Linked DNA regions of Mus musculus: region 2 is linked to region 1. Evidence: chromatin loops called from intact Hi-C (ENCODE). Cell type or tissue: left cerebral cortex. All regions are shown on one strand.

Evidence for each region. A loop is a pair of places that touch in the nucleus more often than their neighbours do. Peaks named below come from ENCODE experiments on the same cell type or tissue, not always from the same donor. Only the 100,000 strongest peaks of a DNase experiment are listed, where the experiment ranks them.
Region 2: a loop joins it to region 1, with 8 times the contacts of the local background. A loop is called at or near these places in 2 of 42 quality-filtered maps.

Annotation. Positions count from the first base shown.
Region 1 is chr11:93,486,796-93,494,795 of GRCm38, forward strand. It overlaps Car10 (carbonic anhydrase 10), which reads left to right. Exons shown (of 10, transcript NM_001361708.1): 5 at 3,697-3,882. Among named protein-coding and RNA genes, the nearest start is that of Gm24856, 77 kb to the left of the region's middle. In left cerebral cortex, no CTCF peak of the experiment used is centred here; DNase peaks (open chromatin) are centred at 399, 1,314, 3,066, 3,608 and 2 more places; H3K27ac peaks cover 3,126 bases.
Region 2 is chr11:93,585,958-93,593,957 of GRCm38, forward strand. All of the region lies in intron 7 of Car10 (carbonic anhydrase 10), which reads left to right. Among named protein-coding and RNA genes, the nearest start is that of Gm24856, 180 kb to the left of the region's middle. In left cerebral cortex, a CTCF peak has its summit at 3,481; DNase peaks (open chromatin) are centred at 527, 2,017, 2,665 and 4,901; H3K27ac peaks cover 2,675 bases.

The DNA.
Region 1 (8,000 bases):
TGCTAGAGGAAATCTCAAGCATCCTAAACATCACGCCAGTGCCTGGTCTCTCAGCGCCAAGCTGCTCCTTGATCAAAGCACTGTGATAGCTAAGTAACCACCTAGTCACTTGTAAGGAATCGATCATTGATTAAGTTCATGGTTTGAAGAGCAAGAGACTGGGGTCAGGCCCTGCTTCCCCAAGGACAGTCCTTTGTCTCAGGACATGAAAGGACCCAGAAGAGAGAAAAAGAAGACCTTCCCTGTGAGAAGCTGTCATCCCACACATGGTTTAGCCTGACATCTTCCCACCCAGAGAGAAGCAAATGCCCCAGGCCTAAGTATGATACCAAGAGTGGTACTGGTTTGTTGAGGACAAGATTGTGGGGATTTAAATAGGAAATCTGGGCTGAGAATTTAGCACCCATGTGGACACCAAGTAAGGATTCACACCGAGACACCATCTGCTAGTGGAAGACTGTAGCCAACTTTCCAAGAGTGAACTGCCTCTTACTTTAAAAATGCACTGACCAAATTCACATCCTCTAATAAACTGATGTCCATAGAATGAGCTGGAAGATGAGCACACTAACAAGAAACCTGGCAGATTATTAACTACTGTGCCAGAACTACACTTGCTCTACAAGGGCATCTAATGTTATAAAATAAACATGGTGGATTTGAGGATGTTGAATTTTTGCTTATTTATTTCAATTTCTTTCTTATGTTTGATTATTTGGTATTGGTTTACAAGAGTACATTATTTTTATATGGCCCTATGTTATTGATATACCATCTCAATAGGTATATATGTTCTGCTTCCATTAATACAAGAACTCCAACTAGTCTTAAAGCAGTATAAATATTTATAGTAGGGAAAACAAGGTCTTCTCCAGTCTTCATCCTAAGATGAACAGCAGCCTAGCATCCAATTCCATGTTCTTAAAAATCAATCCTATTATTACACACACACACCCAAGAACTGCATGAGGCCTTATCTATAGAGTGCAGAAGAAATAACATCCCACAACAAGCTTTCATGTGAAATTGTCCCCTGCCAGCTGTGTGTTGATTCTGGGAAAAGTCATTGAATCCTTGTCAACCTCTCTGAATTTGTTTAATTTTTCAAATGGGTAAAACACAAACATACACACACACACACACTCCCACCTCTTGCCTCATGTTACAATGAATTCATACAAAGAAGAGAGCTGTGGGGCAGTCAGAAGCAGCCTGGATATCTCCCAGAGCTTTGGCTTTCTCCACTCATGTCTGCTTCCTGGTGTGCATAAGCAAACTTCTCCCAGCATGCTGTGCGTGCACCAAAGCCATTCATTGGAAACACAGTAATTAGCATTGCAGATAAAGTGACATCAGTGCACTGCTAATTACTGCCGTGCAGATGTACTGTTAGATTCAGTTACCATACATAACATTGTCAAGCCTTTATTTTTAAATTAAAGTGCAACAAACCATACCCTGGCTACACATATTTTTATGATTAATACAAATTAATGTTATTTCATTGTGTAGGGGAAGGTTAGAGATAAGGAGATGTTGCATCTAATTGTAATAACATAATGGTATATGTTATATATTCCCTCAGCTGCCTGCGCATTGGGAGCTTATATAAGCAAGGATGAGTTCTGTGAAGACAAAGACCATGCATTCTCCTTGTGGGATCCCAAGCTCCTAGCACAGCCAGTAATAAGTGACCCTTTTTGAACATGAATGAATAGATTGCTAATGAGTGGAGGTGTGGATGAAAATGAATGAATGAATGAATGAATGAATGAAGATTCAAATGTGTTTTAGAGGGGAATCTGGGAAATAGAGAACTAAAAGGCACAGTGATTTAGTTTTGAGTCTCCTGATTCTGTTTTGCTTTTTAGTCTTTAAGATGAGCTGTCTGTTCTCCATATCTAGTCCATAGAAGTCCAAAGAGAGAGGCAAGTGGAAAGATCACCTGAAAGCAGAGGTTTCATTACCATTATCATCTACCAGGTCCTGGAAAGGGAAGATGAGTGGAAGGGAGATGGGGGAGAACCCTTCTGCATCAGTGAGACATTGTGCAAGAGCCAAGAGAGAGAAAGGAAGAAAATGAAAATGTTTGATCCATATAAATATCATTTACTTAAACTTTGACATCCAGATCATTTTTAAGCTAAGCAATACTAAACAGACTTATGTCACTGCAGACCCTTCAACCCCACCCACCCGCAGAACTCTTTGTCTTGCAAAGTTGAAACTTTATGTCCACCAAATACTAACTTCCGTTCTCTTTCTGACCCTAACCTCTGCAATCTCTAGTCTATTTGCTGCCTCTACAATTTATTCTGCTTTTGAAACCTCATATAAATGGGATATATCTAAAGTGACGACTAAGTAGGAGTGAGGTCTGTCACTTGACTGTTTTGAAGATGGCTTATAGTTTTGTTGTGTTTCCCAACTCTTGTTCCCAGGAGGGAATTTATGTTATGTCTATTGTATATTTACGGAACTTCCACTTTATGACAGTAAATAAGTCTTCCAAAGTTACATCGCTGACAAGAAGTGAATTGGGAATGTTTTGACATCAAAGACTCCATTCATTAGCAATCTATTCATTCATGTTCAGAAAGGGTCACTTATTACTGGCTGTGCTAGGAGCTTGGGATCCCACAAGGAGATTGCATGGTCTTTGTCTTCACAGAACTCATCCTTGCTTATATAAGCTCCCAATGCGCAAGCAGCTGGGGGAATATATAACATATACCAACTTTGCTTTGCATCCGTGTGTTTTTGAAACACTGGAAGAAATGCAGATGATCATGGGATATGGGCTTTGGTGGAAGTATTGTTCAAATATGCAATGCTTTTCTTTGGACACATTAGATAACTCTGATGAATGGGTTTCTTGAAATGTGGGGGATCTCAATGATAACAAGGCTGTCTGAACTTGTGACAGATGTCCACTGAAGGTGCAGAGCTCTGAACTTGCCAAGCAGTGGAGAACAAGGAAATGAAGCTGAGCATGGAGTCCAAAGAGAAAAATAAAAAGAAGGGAAAAGAAGAAACAGAAGGCTTGGTAGTGGGCGGAACTAAAGTGAGATGGGACTGAGTGAGAAATATTCTGAATGTGAGATGTGGGGTCCCATGTGACTCCCTTCAGATTAGCCCTGAGGCTATGTTCTCTGAGTGATGACCTGAACTCTCTGCATGATATCTGCCACTGAGACTGGAGAGGGACCTAACCAAAACCTTTCTGGACTGAGTGCCTGGGACTTGACAGTTCAGCAGTCTCCCACTGGGGTTTACCCCTGGTCACCTACAGGGGCTCTCTCATCTCTCATGTGGTTCCCTTAAACTCCCCTCATGGCATTCTCTGGTTTCTTACACCTGAGATGGTGCTTTTTAGCTTTTATACCATCTCTGCCTTCTAAAAAACTATGATGAGAAAGACAAGCTAAATTTTATAAGGTGCAATCTACAAAATAGTTGTCACGGCTGGTAAAAAAAATCTCTTGAGTCCCTCCCTTCGAGTTCCTGAATGATATATGTGACTTATGACTCATCAGAAGTACCTTAGAAGGCAGGCATGGAAGGAAAACGTCCTTCTGCACACAGATTTAGCCTGGTGTGTCATCAGCAGAAGATGTAAATGGGTCAGCCATACTCCTTTCTCGGTGTGGGAAGAAATAGAAGCGCTTGTCTAACCTGTTTCCCGTTGCCTTGTAGGTCAGTGGGACCATGTACAACACTGGAAGGCATGTCTCCCTCCGCCTGGACAAAGAGCACTTGGTCAATATTTCAGGAGGGCCCATGACATACAGTCACCGCCTGGAAGAAATCCGGCTACACTTTGGGAGTGAGGACAGCCAAGGGTCTGAGCACCTCCTCAATGGACAGGCCTTCTCCGGGGAGGTATGTGCACCTGCCAAAGTGCTAAGGCATAGGGCCAACTTGTAGGATTCCACGCCTACATAACAGTGAAATAACAGATGGGAAGGCTCCCTTGAACCTGAGAAAGAAAATCTGTGCCTCCTTTCTTTGTGTGCCTTTTGCTATGGTTTTTGGTTTCCCAGAAGAGGCTACAGTGAAACAATATTTCCTTCTGAAACACTAGCATAGGTGTCTTGGGACTCATACCCTGGCATGTCCTAGAGCAGTGGTCCCCAACCTTTCCAATGCTGTGACCCTTTAATACAATTCCTCATGTTGTGGTGACCCCGAATAATAAAATTATTTTGTTGCTACTTTATAACTGTAATTTTGCTAGTATTATGAATTGTAATGTAAATATATGATATGCAGGATATCTGGTATTTGATCCCTGGAGGTCATGTTCCACAGGTTGAGAAATCACTCTCCTAGAGCATAAACCAACCTCATCTTTTCTGTACCTCTTTTCTTCTAGCTCTCTGAGAATCACCTTGTCTTGCATCCCATATGACAGCTTAGCTTCCCTTCTGGTAAAGTGGGTCTTATCTGCCTAAATATATAATGTACTGTGAAATCAATGTCAAGGAACTGAAGAGTTTGCCTGACTGTCTACAGAATGGGAAATTCCACTGTGTCACACCATTGATGATGAGTGTGAGCATGGGCCACCATCAGCCCAGACCAAAAAATTAAATCAAAACAATGCAGCTAACCACCATTTCAGATGAGATAAGAGATAAGGTTTAACCAGATTTCATCTGTGAGGTGACACTTGACCTAGTTCACTCTTTATATGCATGGACAATTATAACTTAAGGAGCGAGCAGGGTCCTCATATATTAAGTAACCAGCAACTCCTAGTAAGAGTCCTCAATAACTGATGTCAAAAGGACTTGAAAATTTCAAAAGTGTAGAATATATATGGTCTGTTTATTTTGCTACTTAAGGTCATGGCTAAACCTAGAATTTTTTTTTTTTATGCAGTAAGGTCATGTGCCATCAAATAGGCCACAAGTTTAAGAAATCTCTTAGATTTTTATGTGCATCCAAAATACATTGACTGTGAGTCAGCTTAGGGACTCAACTCATTACTAGGAATACAAGGATTTAAAAATGAAAAAGGAAGAAAAGAGTTCTTGCCCCAGAGAAGTTCAAAAGGAACTATATTCAAATCATTGAAGTATAATGGCATGCTGAAATAGAGATGTACAAAGGCCCTGGCAGCCTCAAAAAAAAAAAAAAAAAAAAAAAAGACAGGGCACATTTTACTTGAAGGGGTCATGAGATGCTTCACGCAGAAGGTACCCTTTGAACTGAGCTGCGGAGAGAAGCTATGAAGAGTAATTTTAACACATCAGCTTTGGAGTCAAAGGATCTTAATTTGTAGCCCCTGCTTTGATACACACCGTGTAATCTTGGGACATCACTTGATCCTTCTAAGGCACAATTTAGACACCTCTCAAAGATATTTTAAAGTTTTAGTGGGATCCTAGATGTAAGGAGTTCTCCGTTGATAGACTTAAAAGAAAGGATAAAGCAGGGAATGAGGGATGGGACGAGCAAAGGGCCTCCAGACATGTCAGGGCACTGTGTTCTTGAGACAGTGCTCGTAGATCTGTCATCTATTAATAATGGCTGCCTAGACAACAGGCTTCAGCTGCAGTATGATATTCTCTCTGTAGGAGGAGATGTGTAAGGATTGATTAAGGATGCCTGCTAAAAAGGAACCAAGTCAAAGAACACTCTCCTGAACTAGAACATGGCAGGAAATATAACCAAAGTAGGGCAAAACCTAACAATTCAGAGACACTGAGGGAGGTCAGTCTCATGTAGCGCATCTTTAAAGATAAACTCTTCCTTACGATAGTATGCGTTATTTTAAGATTTGCTGTGACTTTATCAGTTGATTCTCTTGCTCACTGTCGCTATTTTTGTGTTTTTCTCCCTCTGCACTGTCACATTGCAGTGCTTGCCACAGCACTGTTTCTAAGTAGAAACATTATTTAAACGAGTGGGTAAAAAAAAAAAACAGATGGCTATTAGGCTAAAATCTTTACACCATTGCTTCAGTTACTCCAATGTTTAAGTAGGGTGATTTGTAACATGTACATTAACAACTTATCATTTGAATACATCTCAAAGCCTTAATGGATACATAATGATTTAATCTCAGCATATTAATTTTCCAAGACCTATTACAGACCACAGGGACTAGGTGCTTCAAATAATCTATGTTTAAAAGTTCCCAGAGAGACAGACATGGGAATGGATGTCTGGAGTACCATCACTAGGGAGGCAGGAGCAGGATGGTCAGAAGCTTGAAGTTAGCCTGAGCTACACAGCAATACCCTATCTCAGAAAATAAATGAAGAAAGAAAGAAAGAAAGAAAGAAAGAAAGAAAGAAAGAAAGAAAGAAAGAAAGAAAGGAAGGAAGGAAGGAAGGAAGGAAGGAAGGAAGGAAGGAAGGAAGGAGAGAGAAAGAACGAGAAAGAGAGAGAGAGAAAGAAAGAAAGAAAGAAAGAAAGAAAGAAAGAAAGAAAGAAAGAAAGAAAGGAAGGAAGGAAGGAAGGAAGGAAGGAAGGAAGGAAGGAAGGAAGGAAGAAAGAAAGATTGATTCCCAGGAGAATCTGATTATGTTCTTGAATGTGCATTAACAATTACATTTAAACAGAGCAGTAAATAAGAAGTAACAAGAGTGGAAGGTACTGTCAAAATCGATGCTGGGTTCTTTCCTAGACCAGATGAACCTACATCTTGGTCAGTGTGCTCTGGGTGTGCACAATTGTGAATCTTCCCAGGGCATACTGGGTAGCAACCACCATGCCAGTTACAGTGCCTGAGAAGTCCCACTTTTCTAATAGTAACTGTCTTGAAATTAGCAAGCTGGGATACAATGTGGGTTAATGAGACTTGGGCTACAGCTTTCTAAGCACACACACATACGCCACACACACACACACACACTCACACTCATACTCATACACACACACCTTCCTGCACGTTAGGCCTGAGCATCACCTTCACATAAGTATAGCCATATCTCAACCTGGGCATATCACACTAATATCAGTATATTTCTTTCCACATCCCTCAATTTGCATGATCTATAAGCTTACTAGCATATAGTGCCAGAAACCAGCATTTTGAAGGCTCCAAAATAATCTCATATGAAGACTGCTGTGCACACAGTTGGCTTTAAAGACATTGAAGCTGCCCTAGTGTACGGGAAGAATTAAACACCTATGTTACATGAAGGAAAAGACCTAAGGCCAATCGTGGAAGCAGCAGACAGTAGACATTCCACTGAATACATGTTCTAACAATGGGAGCTATCTATCAATGAAATGAGTTTGCTTCTGAAAATGGTGAACTCCCATTGCTAGATTTATTAAGCCCACAACACTTCTTAAGCAATGGGTGAACTATTAGCTTTAATGTACCTTCTAATTACTAAACTCTACACAGTCCTCAACTTTCTCCCAGAAACTCCTTCCCGTTAAATTCCAGTTAGCCTCAGGAAAAGCAAATATTTATCACGCCATAGTTGAACTCTTCCTATTTCTTTTGTACTGCCTTCAAAGCCTCCCTTGGTCTCTCTGTCCTTTGAGAGGACCCAAGTAGACGCTTCTTGCAACAAATCATGTGTTTATTTTGTTGACAGTGAGTAATACATTGCCCTCTACCCCATCTATCACTGCTGATCATGATGAGTCAATTAATACCAGGCATTTTCCTTGGCAGACTGCAGTGGCCGCTGTCTGAAAAGCTATGTGCTAAGCCTAGCCTTGTCTAGTGAGGTTATTATAATTGATGATAATCATTTGCTTTGTTTTATAAAACTGTGTGGATGTAAGACACCATTAGCAACTGCATTTTTTTTGTAAAAATTATTCATGTCCTACATGAAGAATTCCTGGATGCCTTATTGGAGGTTGGTGATAAATGAGTGTATTCAGGGCTTCAAATGTCTCAATTTTTTAAAAGGTAGGGATTAACTGTTTTTAATAATCAAGCTCCTTAGCATGCTAATCATTTTAAGTGCTTAGATTAATATCTAGTATAAAGTGGGTTATTTGTAGGATGAAACAGAAGATAATGC
Region 2 (8,000 bases), 99 kb after region 1:
CTAAACTACCCATTTCAATGCAGAGTTCCAATTTGACTTGCTCTCTTAGATGAAGTAGCCATACTTCTTTGTACTGAGCATCAAAAATTCTGAGGTGATGTGGAAGGGGTACTCTGCACACCCCAGGGCTGGTGCTATACATCTAGCTTCTTATCACATGAGTCTTCCGAGTGGGCATGTTTACTATCCCCAGTACACAGATGACACCAAGGTCAGAGGAAGGTAGCTGTGTAGTCACTGACTTCTACATAATGAGTGAGTGATCAGTCAGAACTAGGTGTTCACTTCTCACTGCTACACGTGCAGGTTAGTCAAGATTTCTCTCCTGCAGTCAGAGGTCCCCAGATCAGCTAAGGCAGAGGGACCTACATGGTTCTCATCTTTCCAGCATCAGAGGAACACCCAGCAAGTATCTTTGCCATCAGTCCATGAATTCCTGGGATGCTGCGTAAGGCTTGGTCTTGAAATATGTTCTCTCTCACTACCACTTATTTTGCACTACCCAGCACCTGCCACATGACTAAGATGCTCAACATCACAGCCCTCCCACAGAGATGGGGATTTGGGGGGAAGGAACTTCCTGAACCTCAACCCCATACTTCCATACTAAAGAGCATGGTTTCACACCTGGATATTCCTGGGTACCATTCTTACGTCACTCTTGCTTCTCTCCTAAAAAGTAGAAAAAGATAAGTTCTGAGGTCTCAAAACCAATTATAATTCTGGTGTTTTGACATGGTGCAAAACCTTTCAGCATGCTTTTCACTTAAACTGAATCTTGGGTTGATTAGCCACAGCATTGCTTCTTACAATTGGGGTTAGTTGCTTAGAAGGGGCATCAACTAACCACAGAACTAATGCAGTGACACTTGGCCAGCTCAGCCTGATCCTGCTCCAAGTTATCAACTCCTATACACATGCTATCTTATATGGAGATCGCCTATGGAAATCAGTATCCTCCAGAGGACACCGCCACACTGTCCTAATTGGCATACATAGTGGTCAGAGAAGGCATCTTAGACTGGAAGCCATTCTGGGTCTTCAAGCAGACTACCATCTCCTACCAAAAGGAGCACTCTGGGATAGGTAGATGGCTCAGAGGATGAAAGCACTTGAATCCTCAGCATCTACAAAACCACCCAAGCATGTATGTGTCTGTATAACCCCATCACTATGAGGGACAGAGATAGGAGGACCACTGAAGATTATTGGCTGCCAGGCTAGCTCTATGCTCAGTGGTAGACCCTGTCTGGGGAATAAAGAAGAGAATAATAAAGCAAGACAAATATACTCAATGACCTCCTTATATATGCTCATATACAACACAACCCACACACAACACATATTCATATACATATGCATTTACCATACGTAGAAAAAAAAGGTATATTATGGTTTTTTGATTAAAAATAAACTATACAAAGGCTGAAGAGATAGCTCAGTGGCTAGGAGAAATTAGTCCTCTTGCAGAAGACCCTGGCTCAATCCCTAGCATCTACATAGTGGCTCACAGCCATCCATAACTCCAGCTCCAGGGAATCCAAACCCTTCTTTTGACTATTTTTGTAGGCACCAGGTATCCATGTGGATATCTATATATGCAGGCAGACAAAACATTCATACATATAAAATAAAATTTACTAAGTCTGAAAACCTTTTAAATAGACTACAGTGTGGCAAGGGTAAAGACAGAAGGTGGTTGTAACCATCAAATAATGGGGCAATGGTACTGATGGTGACCAGGTCAACGAGGGAAAGGTGGTGATAGGTGATTGGATAAATTTTAAGTCAGCAGCAGATTTCTTGCTAAATCTCTTTTTAATGTGCAAGGGAAAACAGAGCCAAGGATTCCCATGAAATTTTTAGTTCAAGTCACTGGAAGGAAGATATTTCCATCCCCTGAGATGGGGAAGACTCAGATGCAGCGTGCTTGTGGGTGGAGAAGGGATCACAGATCTTGAACATGTCGTGCTTGGGATTTCTATTAGGCATTCAAGAGGAGGTGTGGTGTAGGCAGTTGGGTATATCAGCCTGGATTTCAGGAAAGAGAACCAGAGCTGTGATTGTGGACGACACTGACATCCAGATGGCATTTAAACTTGGGTGAAGTCATTGGAGTAAGAATAAACACAGGAGAGAGGTGGGACAAGTCCTCACTTCTGAAAGGGCGACTCAAATCTTCATGACTTGGAATGGAAAACCACTTCTAAATATATCTCTTCAGGGCCCTATTATGGAAAAGGCTCCTCTGTGGCCAGCTTACCAGCCAGCTGAGGAGGTACAGGGAGGAAGGAACAAGCACAGGAGTCAGTTGGCACAAGATGGAAGGAGTAGAGATAGCCCACCAAGCTGAGGACAGCATTATTGATGGCGGGGATAGCTGAGAAAAGGGAAACATGGGAAAAAATCATTCTTTCAAGATGTACTATAGATAATCTACATCATATACATTATGTTATATAATATTGTTATGTTATATATTACATTACATATTATAATATATTATATATTTATACTATATATGATATATTTAAATGTAAAGGTACTCTTGCCAAAGTACGGGAGAATTTTGGACGCCATTTGGTAAAGGCCACCATTATCATGGGAGAGGAGCAGACCTGGTGTGTTGTTCTTTCCTCATTGTGGTGATAAAATGCCTGGCAAATGCAACTTAAGTATGGGAGATTTAATTTTGGCTCACGGTCCCATGGTGGGGAAGATATCATGGCAGCAGGTGTTGGAAGCAGCTTGTTGTACTTTCCACAGTCAGAAGAGCTGAGCAAGGTGAATGCTTGAACTCAGCTCTCTCTCTTCTATGTCCCAAGGACCCCAGTGCACAGAGTGGTGCTGCTTACATATAGGGTGGCTCTTTCTACCTCAATAAACCCATTCTAGAACCCACCTTGTCGACATAGTCAAATGTTTGTTTCCATGATGATTTGAAGTCCCATTGAGTTGACAAGGCTAACCTTCACACTAGGCTCCTATTCTAGCTCTAGCACTGTCTTTGCTTTCTGATGTCAGAAGAGGTCAGAAGCACAACTCTGAGATTTGATGGCCTCATCAGCAAGCTAATGCTCAAAGGGCTGGGTGGGGATTAAATAAGGTAGTAGATCAATTGCCTGGATAGTAACAAATGTGAACTCAATGTGCAATATATTTGTGTCCCTACACTGTCTTAAGGCATATGCCTGTTGAATCCTGTTCCTTCAGGTTGGGAGGCAAGTCATTGTTGTGCCGAGAACAGTTTTATTCTGAAGATGAGTCCAGTGTAGGCCACACAAGCAGTGTCAGAGTATGCTTGCTTTTAGAGAAGCATACGCATCATGGATCTAAGTAGTGCACACAAGGACTTCATGAGATGTTACTAGTTTCCATGGGAACTTAAATTTCATTTTTTAAATTATTCTGTGAGCTTGGGTATTTTGCCTTCAAATATGTCTGTGCACCATTTGAGTGCAGTGCCCCCCAGAGGTTCAGAAGAGGGAGTCAGATCCTTTGGTACCAGAGTTACAGCTGATCTTGAGCCATCATGTGGGTGCTAAGGATGGAACCCACATCCACTGGAAGAGCAGCCAGTGCCCTTAACTTCTGAGCCAGAAGCTTACACTTCATATATCTGAGTAGAACTTGTAAAATATTCTCACTAACCATGACTGACAATAGAAAAGACCAGCTTGAATTAATTTCAGGCTGAATTTTAAAAGTCTTCTAGAGAAAATCCATTTTATTAAAGTCAAATTCTGCTTCAGCAGAGTGAGGGTCAAGACTGAAAGCATGACATTAAAAAATGGATTTTCTTAGAAAGGCTTTTCTTGAGGAGATATTGGTAATTTAGCTCGAAGTACTTTAATTTTTAATGCACTGTACGGGTATGGTGTTTGTAAGCCTGTTTCCCTTGTTAATTAATTAGTAGACATGGCACCTCAATTACATGAAAGGTAACATTTGTATCATTTTAGTAACACTTGATTTCATTGAACCAGAACCCTTTTCTACAGTATTTTCAAGAGATGAAACTAATGATTAATGGATTGCAAAGACTCCTTCTAGAATGGATAACAAGCAGTAGTTATCAGAGCATTGCCACAGTGAACATTCTTCTCAAATCCTCGGGCAGAGTGTTAGTCTGGTGACTTTATCTTCTTTCAATTGCCATCCTCATTTGTTATGTCTTAGATGTCAACCATCCCCACAGGCCTGAGTGTCTGTGCACTTAGTCCCCATGTTGTAGTACTGTTTTGGAAGGTGGTAGAATCTTTAGGAGTGAGACCTTACTGCAGGAATTAGGTCATTAGGAGTAATAGCCCAATCCTTGTTCAATCCAGACCTATCTGTTTCTTGACTGTTAAGGCAATGAACCTACCTATATTACCCTCCTGCTGTCAGAGCTATGAGCCACTCCCACCACCATGTCTTTCCTGACATGATGGAATGTAGTCCCTAAAACTGTGAGCCAAAAGAAATCCTTTCTCCCTTAAGTTGTGTCTCCCAGGTTTGCAGTCACAATGAGGAGAAGTAACTAAGACAGTGCTCAAGTCATGGATAGGAGAGCTTAGATCTAACAAAGAATGCAGGGGACCACCACATCCAATTATAAAGACATCAGCTTACTGTGTTAACAGACCCACTCTCCAAGGCAATAAAGACACAGTACTGGAGGCATATGGAGGAGAGTTTATAAACATGGCAATCGTCACACAGAGTAAGCCCCTTAAAAGGTGCTTTAACTAGCCTATTTGTAATTTCAAGTTACCCACGCTTCCTCCTGAATTTCCTAGTAAAATATGGATGTGTAGGCAAGCACAGACTATCCTGTAACTGCCTTCAACTTCACAGCTCTCAGGGCGAGTTCTTCACACAGTTCCCTAGGGAACACAGTGTAAGTGTGTTGAAGGATCACCAAAGAGCTTAAGCACAATGCTCCAGGTGCCTTTCTCAATGCTCAATTGAATGTGTACTCTCATTTCAGAGGAACAGACTTAGAAGTGTTTTCTCATAGTGGGAAGCACCACCCACCTATTTCCATGTTGCTGTCTCAGTAGATACTCACAGCAGTGAGAAACTGATGAGATGGAACTTACCTCTAAGAATACAGCTCTCAGAGGCCCTTTTCTTCATTTGTTGTCTGTGTAAAACAAAAACATGATACTACTTTATTCTATTGTAATTGCCTTTTTTGCCTCGTTTCAGTTGAACTTGCCTCAGATTACAAGGGGGAATGTTATTTATTCCATATACTAAAATTGCCTCATAGTTTCATATTGATCAAAGCCAGTATTGATTTTGGGAAGTATCAGGCTGTTTTCTCAGTGGTGTGGTCTGCCTTGATAGGAACCATATAATCAGGGAGCAAGAGATGTTGACTATCAGCAGTGGCCCTTGTGAGTCAGACCCGTGCACTTGGCTAAGGCACCTAGTGAAAGTTCAGATTGAAAAAAACAAAATGATTCCCTGTTGTATTGGCTGAGACATTGCATCACAATGAAATGTTTTGCTTGAACAACAACAACAACAAGCAGAAGTTAGCTGGGGACTTTTTTATTATTCACTTTACATCCTACTCACTGCCCCCTCCCAGTCAGCCCCTCCCACAATACTTCCCCCAAGAAGCTGGGGGCTTCTTGGTTGTAACTCTGAGAACTCAGGATAAGATAAATTCTAGATCCAACATAGTGTGCCACAAAACCAAAGGCACAGTGGTCAACTTCCACAGTCTTCCAGAACAGTAAAAGTCTATATATTGATTATCCAAGGGTAATTTCCTGTCCTTCTAAATCCTTATCAGACAGATTAGCAATGCAATGCTTCCATGCCAAACCTTGGCCTACTAATGATAAATTTGGCTAGATAAGCTCCTTGATGTTGAGAGATGTTTTGGGACCTATGGGATTTTTTTTTTACCTAAATATAGCCTTAGTAATAATTATCCACAACTGTCCATTGCTCCAGGTAAGGAAAAGTTTTTTGAGTTATCCATGAAGAAACAGTAAGTCACTGTCAAATATATAATTATAACTTACACTTGAATTATGACTCCCATCTTGAAGTCTGAGACTTTCCTTTCTATAAATCATTTTTTCTCATAAGAGAAATTTTGAGAGACATTTCTGAATGCCAGGGCTGAAATTTTCTGACGTACCCATAGTTATTCTTGGGCCACACTACCTCTCTCCTATGGTCTTAGTTACTTTTCTATTGCTGTGATAAGACATCATGACCAAAGCAACTTAATAGAAGAATGTTCATCTAGAATGTAGAGTTTCAGAAGGGTAGAGTTCATGACCATCATGGCGGGGAGCATGGCAGTGGGCTAGCATGGTATTGGAGCAGCAGCTAAGAGCTAGCATCTTGAGACTCAACTAAAAGGCAGAGAAAGCTAACTGGACATGGACTGAGCTTCTGAAACTTCACATCCTGCCCCCCACCCACCATGACATACCTCCTCCAACAAGGCCACACCTCCTAATCCTTCCTCAACAGTTTTATGAACTGGGGATCAACTGTTCAAACATGAGCCTATGGGGCCATGCTCACTCAAGGCACTGCACTTATCAAAATCACTGAGCAAGCTCATACTTCTGAAATTCCAATGTCTAGAAGAGCACTATTTTAAGGTCAGTCTTTGAGACAATGTTGTATGTTATATTCATGCCAATTTCAGCAATATAATTATGAGAGTTCATACATGTTTGATGTAGAAACATGATATCACCATATAAAGCTTGAAACAAGACCAAGAGCCTCATGCTGATGTCTTGGGTGTGGTGTACAAGAGATGGTAGGTGCAGTATACATTAAAGTTAGTGCTGCAGCCTCCTTTCCCATTACCTGTCCAATGTTGACTACTCCTTACTTGATTTCTGCTCAGCACCATCACTAGGTAGAGCTGCTGAGCAGAAAGCATTATATCTGATCATTTAGTCTTATGTTTACTGAACAGTCTTTGATTCCAGACCTCAGACTGGAATCCACAGTAAAAGAAGCAAACACATTCCTCAGAGGCTCACAGTTTAGTGGAAAGAGTCAGATAGCTAAGTAATTCCTGGGAAGCTGATTTAGCTGGGAAAGTCAGAGTCCTGGGAATGACAGGGAGTTTACCAGGGGAGCTGGGCAAGGATGCTGGGGGTCAGAAAGGTGACATCAATGCCATCCAACATGGCTGAGTACTTTCCTGGATTGAGCCTTGTGCTAGACAGTATTTGTAAAGCATGGTCCTATTTGTTCCTCTAATAGCCTGTGAGGCAAGTATTCTACATCACATCTGTATGCTGTAGACATGGAAACAGAGGCTCTTATCACCTATGGGTCCAAGGTCTTACAGATACAAGCAGCAAAGCCATTATTCAAACTCAGGCCCCAAGCCCAGATTCTTCATGCTGGATGGTTTCAATTTTTGTAGAGGGAAATTAAGAGTAAGCATACAGACGAAAAAGATTGTTACGAAGGGCACAGTGGCGGCTGCTGATCTCAAAAGGGTGGCCACCAAGTGTTGCCATTGTGTCTGACAGAGGGGTGACCAAAAGGACTTTCCCACCAGGACCCCAGCAGATCATGGCTGGAATATGAATGCTATGGTGTTTTGTAAACATGCTGGCACCCTATGAAGAAAATAAACACATAAAACATCATATCTTTTGTTTCTAGCCTGGCTTTCCCCAACCCTTTCCTCAAATATGGCTGTAGCATAGAGGCTGGTCTAATTTCAGGAAAATATAAATCTTCTTTATCTTGGCTCCAGTTCTGCCTAGAATCTCCCTCATGTCTACTGCATTCATCCTTCCCTCCTCCCCACCGCCCCAAATAAAATAAAATAGAATCATAGCAGCGCGCTAGAGTACCCAATATGCTCTTCGTACAAGCTTGGTTAAACAAATCACATTGACCTTTAATAAAAAAAAAACCTGCGGAATGCTTCCTTCTCTCATTCAATATGTTAATCTTCAGGCCAAACCGCCATCAGAGCAAGCCTCATTAAGTCCAAATCTGATCATGCCATC